Regions from separate parts of the Homo sapiens genome. Here region 1 is linked to region 2. Evidence: chromatin contacts called from ENCODE Hi-C or POLR2A ChIA-PET data. All regions are on one chromosome and are shown on one strand. The core of a region is the stretch at or near the end of the contact, and the rest is flanking DNA. Distances in the headings are between cores, read along the strand shown.

The links. Hi-C counts contacts between places; a loop is a spot of excess contacts on that map. ChIA-PET counts read pairs that join two places held with the same protein, here RNA polymerase II (POLR2A). Pooled maps may share reads with other maps.
Region 1: a map of CD8-positive, alpha-beta T cell shows a loop between it and region 2 (16-fold over the local background). The contact joins the promoter of DYNC1I2 here to the promoter of SSB in region 2. A Hi-C loop is called at or near these places in 1 of 168 maps with a recorded cell type or tissue (CD8-positive, alpha-beta T cell) and 7 of 50 pooled maps. POLR2A ChIA-PET finds 5 or more read pairs at or near these places in 1 of 52 experiments (naive thymus-derived CD8-positive, alpha-beta T cell).

What each region holds. Positions count from the first base shown.
Region 1 is chr2:171,686,035-171,689,204 of GRCh38, forward strand. DYNC1I2 (dynein cytoplasmic 1 intermediate chain 2) reads left to right here and starts at 1,435. Exons shown (of 18, transcript NM_001378.3): 1 at 1,435-1,593. RefSeq lists an enhancer at 1,436-1,605.
Region 2 is chr2:169,797,503-169,800,806 of GRCh38, forward strand. SSB (small RNA binding exonuclease protection factor La) reads left to right here and starts at 1,369. Exons shown (of 12, transcript NM_003142.5): 1 at 1,369-1,474. RefSeq lists an enhancer at 1,152-1,652 and a silencer at 1,604-1,803.

The DNA of each region.
Region 1 (3,170 bases), core at 185-2,684, 1.9 Mb after region 2:
GAGTGTCCTTTCTCCCTTGAGAAGAAGGATGTGCATTTTTGTGCATTTTTATGTTTTTTGTTTTTTTTGTTTCTTTTTCTTTTTTTTTTTTTTGAGGCAGGGTCTTGCTCTGTCTCCCAGGCTGGAATGCAATTGTGTAATCTCAGCTCACTATAACCTCCGCCTCCTGGGCGCAAGCCATCCTCCTGCCTCAGCCTCGTGACTAGCTAGGACTACAGGCGCATGCCACACACCCTGCTAATTTTTCTATTTTTTGTAGAGACGGGGTTTCACCATGTTGCCCAGGCTGGTCTCTAAGTCCTGAGCTCAGGTGATCTGCCTGCCTCGGCCTCCCAAAGTGCTGGGATTACAGGTGTGAGCCACTGCGCCTGGTCCATTTTAGCTGTTACCACAACACCCATCACCATTGCTGGCACATGGTAGGCAATCAATAATAATTTTTTTTCAAATTAATACATGAAAACTATTAGGAAAGAAGTAAAAAAATAACATAGCTATAAAGCTCTTTGAATGTTAGGTTATTGGGAAAAGCTGTGGAAAGCCAAGGATTTTCTTTCTCAAATTTATTTTTAGAATATTTTTTTCTACACAAAAGACCACAGATAAGGCAGAGAAAGATAAGAAAAAGACCACAAGCCCAAGGACTTGGAATTTGAATCATAAAGGTTCATTCTAGACTTGGGCAATATCTAGAACTTCTAGAACAATCAGTTTTCTAGAACATAGAAAAGATATTACCTTGGTGTTAGCTTTAACTCCTGCCAAATAATGCTTTAAATTATTTAAACTTTAAAAAGGTGTGTCAATGTATACATTGCAGGTAAATTCATGTTCCAGTAACTTTTGTTTTCTTTGTATGTTAAAAATCTAACTGTGGAAAACATTCTAGCTTGGTTTGAGAGTCCAATAATACAAAATGCTTTATTTCCTAAAATTGTTTGAGAGAAAACCAAAATGCTACCACACTGCAACAAAATACTAAAGAATTATTTGCTATGTCAGTTGACATATTTTTATTTAGATTTTGCCTAAGATGCCACATGAAGCCTATATAAGACATTCTTTCCCTAAAACTTACATATGTATGTACATATATATATATAATGTTTTACATCCTAAACAGTCTACTTCACGTCTTCACCAAATGTGCAGCAGCGTGATTCACAGGTTCACCACTGGAAAATAGACCTTAAAATTCCGCCAATATTGGGTCAAAGATCTTACACTATAACACATACTACACTGTGGGCACGGATCAACAGACGAGAATACTTTATACAGAAGCTTCTCGACGGAAGAAGGCCTTGGAGTGGGAAATCTAAAGGAGGGGACACACTACATGTCCCAGCACACCTTGCGACGCCCAGCGACCACAATTCCCAGAACGCACTGCTCGTCGCACGCAGGTTTTCCTTGTTGCCGGGGTTTGTAGTTCTTCTCGATCGTGTCAGTTTGTAAGGCGAGGGCGGAAGTTGGATTCCTGGCCTGAGAATATTAGGCGTAGTTTTCCAGTTTTTGGCAAAGCGGAAATACTTAAGGCCCCTGGGTTGACTGGGTTCTTTGTTTTATCTACCGGCTTCTGCTTTACGACAGGTAAGTCACGGAGGGGCTACAATTCCTCGCAGCAGGGCCCCACCTTTTATTTCTGGGAGCGACCTCGTTCTGGTGAGGCTATTTGTCCCTAAGCTCTCGCCGTAGCAGCCGCCGCCCATCCCTCTTTGTGTGCTTTGGAAAGCCGCGGAGCTGGTGGTGGCTACAGTTGGTGTTGGGGGCTTAGGCGAGGGACGTTACCGGGAAGTTGCAGGCGGGAGGACTCTTCCCCATCCAGTCACCTGACAGGTGGGTTGACTGTTCTTCCCTCAAGGCCTCCCTGCCTGTGTTCCACGTCGCAACTCGAAGGGCGGCTTGGCAGTTCCTGCTGACATCCCCGCCCGGCCCAGCTTTGGGGAGGAAAGGCGGGGAGACCTGGGTGCGGTGACTCATTGCGGCCCGGCGAGAGGAGTCCACTCCTTTCCCTTCTCGACCCTCCAGAGGCGGCCTGGGGAGCCTTGAGGCTTGTCCGGCGCCCACTGGCTTCTTCCGGACGCCCTGCCGTGGACCGCGCCCTCTTGGCCGTGACCCCAGGGGAGAAAGTGATTCGTTTTCGCCTTGCCCCATTTTACAAATTAAGGCCATCTCTACTTGCCTTGATAGTGTCTCCCCTCACCTTATGTGTGATGGAAAGCCCCCGAACACGGAGGTTCTAGCACAAAACTCTAGAGACTCTCTTCTCTTGAGTTTTAAGAACGTGAACATGTCGGTCATGGAGGAAGGCTCTGGCTTCTGTGAGGATGAGAGGATTGGTCAGCTGTAGTTCAGCTGGTCAAGACTTTGTTGTTGGGCTTTAAAAATGCGCTTATTTTAATATCAATTAGTGTTGGTATATCTGTTTTACAGTTGACGTTGAACAAAATATAATGTGCCTAGCGTAGCATACAGTTACGTATGGAAGTTCTCTTCACCAGCCGTTTGTATGGAGCTGTTTAGAGGTGTAGAAAGAGTGGAATAAGAAACACGGTCTCTTGCTTTTAGTTTGTTCAAACAAATCTTGGAAGATATTGTGTATATATTTCAGGTCTGCTATGTCAACTTTTCATCCTTTTCGTATGCTTGAAAATTATCAATTCGCTTGCCAGTCTTAATGGAGTTTAGTAGCTGAAATTTCCTTTATCCACTTCTTAGTAGGTGAATTTCTCCTCTTGACTGACTTACCTTTGTTCAGATTTAACAATTGTGCTTTTTAAGAGATTTCCCCTAACCTCTGGAAATACAGTTTTCCAGAGGTTATTCTCCTAGTTTTCTTGATCTAAAGCATTTAATACTTCACTTGTACAGAGACATTGAAAGAGATTGATCATTAGGCAATAAGTCAATCATGTGGAGAAGGTAAGGAGTTCCTGGCTCCTGCCTTATGCTCAGCTGCTAGGCTACTTAAAAAAAAAAAATCCTAATTCATTATTTCTTCCTAAAACTCAAGCTGAAGTAGTGTTTATGCAATTGGTTTTTGAAGCTCAGATTGTAATTGTGTCTACCGTATCCATTATTCATTAGCCAGTGTCAATTGTAATGTTAAGGTCATTCTGCTGGATGTTGTGAAGGCAACAAAAATAACTAAAAAACAGTCCCTGATT
Region 2 (3,304 bases), core at 119-2,618:
GAGCCCAGAGCAGTTTGAACTATGTGAGGTATGCGGAATTTATCAGGCACAGAGAGATATGAGTTTGGGACTTCAGTCATGTCCCTACACCCCTGTATTAGTTAGTTCTCATACTGCAATAAAGACATACCCAAGACTCGGTAATTCATAAAGAAAAGAGGTTTAATTGACTCATAGTTCCGCATGTCTGGGGAGACCTCAGGAAATTTACAATCATGGTGGAAGGGGAAGAGGCATGTCTTACACAGTGGCAGGTGAGAGGGAGCGAGCAAGAGCAGGGAAAACTGCCCTATAAAACCACCAGGAGAACAGCATGGGGGAAACCATCCCCATGATCCAGTCACCTCCCACCCTGTGTGTGGTTCCTCCCCTCCACACTTGGGGATTATGGGGATTACAATTCGAGATGAGATTTGTGTGGGGACACAGAACCAAACTATATCAGTCGCCATGCTTGGGGGGCAATTGTTTCAAGTCACTTTGTCCCTTACTACCTGCTTCATCCATTTTCATGTTCTTCGAATTTGTGATACAAAGAAGAATGTATAGCCAATCAATAGCTTGTTATTGTAATGTAAGTTATCGGTAAACAATTTAGGAACTGCCTCTTCTTTTTTCTTTAAAAGCTACTTGTAAGTGCTGCTAATCAGAGCATATATTCAGGGCAATTTGAATCCATGCTCTCATGTGGCAGTCCTCAAACTTGGCTCAAATAAACTGTCTACTTATATTAATTTTGCCTCAGTTTTTCCCTTTAGGTTGACAATATTGCATCAAGTTGAATACTCACAGCAATTGTATGAACTAGGTAGTATTTATTACCGGCCCTATTTATACCTGAGGAACAGAGAAGTTGAACAACTTGTCCAAGATCACAGTTTCACAGCAGGAGGACCATTATTTGAAGCAGGCAGTCTGATTCCAGACACCCAGTTTTTACACGCTGTACTGTATTGTTTTCAAAACTCTAAGATTTCATGGATCTTTGATTTTTTTTTTAAATTTCACTTGTCCTTTTTTTTTTTTTGAGAACTACTACAACACGATGTGTGTGTGTATTCACACACATTTTTGGAAAATATCTGAAAAAAAACCCAAAGCACTTCACATGAATGGAGGGCCAAAGGAAGGGCTGGGGTACAGACGCCGTCCAGAAATACTTAAAAATAAATGTTTATACTAACACAAACTAGCAGCCATTCCCCTACAACCTGGAGTACTTTTTAACCCAATCTGTTTGGGATTGAGGGCGGGACTCCAGGGTCCCTGGGAGGCCCCGGCAGCCGCGCATGCTCAGAGCACAGGGACCGCTCCACCTCGTCCGTGGCCCTGCCCACCCAGGCCGCAAGAGCTGCCGGGACGGTCCCCATCTTCTTGGAGCGCTTTAGGCTGGCCGGCGGCGCTGGGAGGTGGAGTCGTTGCTGTTGCTGTTTGTGAGCCTGTGGCGCGGCTTCTGTGGGCCGGAACCTTAAAGGTGAGTAACTCTCGGTGGCTAATGAGAAGCTACAAAAGGGTCCGCTTTGCTGGTGCGCGACTGCGCGTTTCCGTTCTTTACTGCTTCTCGCGGCGTCCGTCCGCCCCTCGCCTTCCTCACGTTCAGGCCGAGCGCCGCGTGGGCCGCAGCCGGAGGCGGCGGAGCCGAGGGGGCGCGGGCGGCGGCGAGGCTGCCCCCGCGAGGAATGCGGGATCCTGGGGTTCCCCGCACGTGGCTGGTGCCCAGGCAGTTCCGCGGTTGCTTAGAGACGGGACTGTGGCTGCCCTCATCCCCATTGCGTCTTTTTTTTTTTTTTTTTTTTTTACCTCCACCGCCTTCTAGTCTCACCGAAGGCTTGTGGCCATCTCTGTAAAGTTTCTGGGGAGGTGGGCACGGGGTAAACGCCGGAGGGTTCTGTGGAGCCTATGGGACTGACTGGAGGCCAAAGAACTTTGGGCCGCAGATGTACACCAGCGTCACTCTTTTGGTCTGTTAGGGCCTTCATCGCTCACATCAGGTTTCAGTGTGAAACGGGAAAACGTGGGTAATATTTCATTTACAGTCGTACATTCTGGAAAAGTATCTGATGAAACGCAGTTCCAAAATTAGGCCAAATAGGTTTTGCAGGGTCTAAATAGTTATTTTATTTCATCGTTTGCTTTGTAGGGGGCCCTAGATCACGGTAGTAACTTAGGAGTGTAGATTGTGATAGACAAGACAATGCATAAAATTGAGTAATTTCTCTAGGGGGATGTGGATCACACAGTACCCCGTTGCAAGTGCTTCCTATGTGTATCCATGGTATCGAATGCAATTGCAGTGTGTCAGGGGATGCTTCCAGGAAGTGTACCTACATCAGTTCATAACTAGAGTCAACTAATGGCAATATTCTCGATGATTTGTTCACATAACTTTTGTACAGTTGGGATGACTGGGTGGCTTAGTAGAGTCCTGGAGGCAAGTACTTTGTAAGTAGAAGACTTGGTTTGTAATTTCTAGCAAACTAATAGCACAGCTTCCTTTTTTCATTGCAGTGCTAATGTCAGGAATACGAAACAGGAAACTGGCTATCCAATGTATTAGTAAATTAGTAGGCATACTCCCCAGTTTAATGTTGTGTTAGTATGACCACATTCTCCCATTTTTGTTTTCGTATGTTCCTTAGCATAGAGTATCTAAGGAACTGTAACATTTTTCACCTTAAAGTTATGATGTCTAACTTGGTAACAAGGTTTGGGTAAGTCAGTTGTGACTACATTTTAAAAGAAATGAGGCCGGGCGCGGTGGCTCACACCTGTAATCCCAGCACTTTGGGAGGCCGAGGCGGGTGGATCGCCAGAGGTCAGGAGTTCAAGACCAGTCTGACCAACATGGTGAAACCCCGTCTCTACTAAAAATACAAAAATTAGTCAGCCGCAGCCGTGGTGGTGGGCGCCTGTAATCCCAGCTACTCAGGAGGCGAAGGCGGAATCGCTGGAACCTGGGAGGCAGAGGTTGCAGTGAGCCGAGATCGCACCATTGCACTCCAGCCTGGGCAACAAAAGCGAGACTCCGTCTCAAAAAAAAAAAAAAAAAAAGAGGTGAACCCATACCAAACAAATGCACAGAGAGCCATGGTAATATACAGATAGATAGTTATCTGTTTAAAACTGGAAATGGTTGGTAAGTGATTGGAGTTTTTTTCCCTAAAGCTTGCTTGACCAGCTAAGTGAAGATAAACAGTTTCTTGTTATAGAAGATGGGGTAGTGATTTACTGAAAGACAAGTTTTTTATAGTTTTTAGATTTTTTCATCACTTATTCCAAAGTGTTGCTTTGTTGAGATATTTGA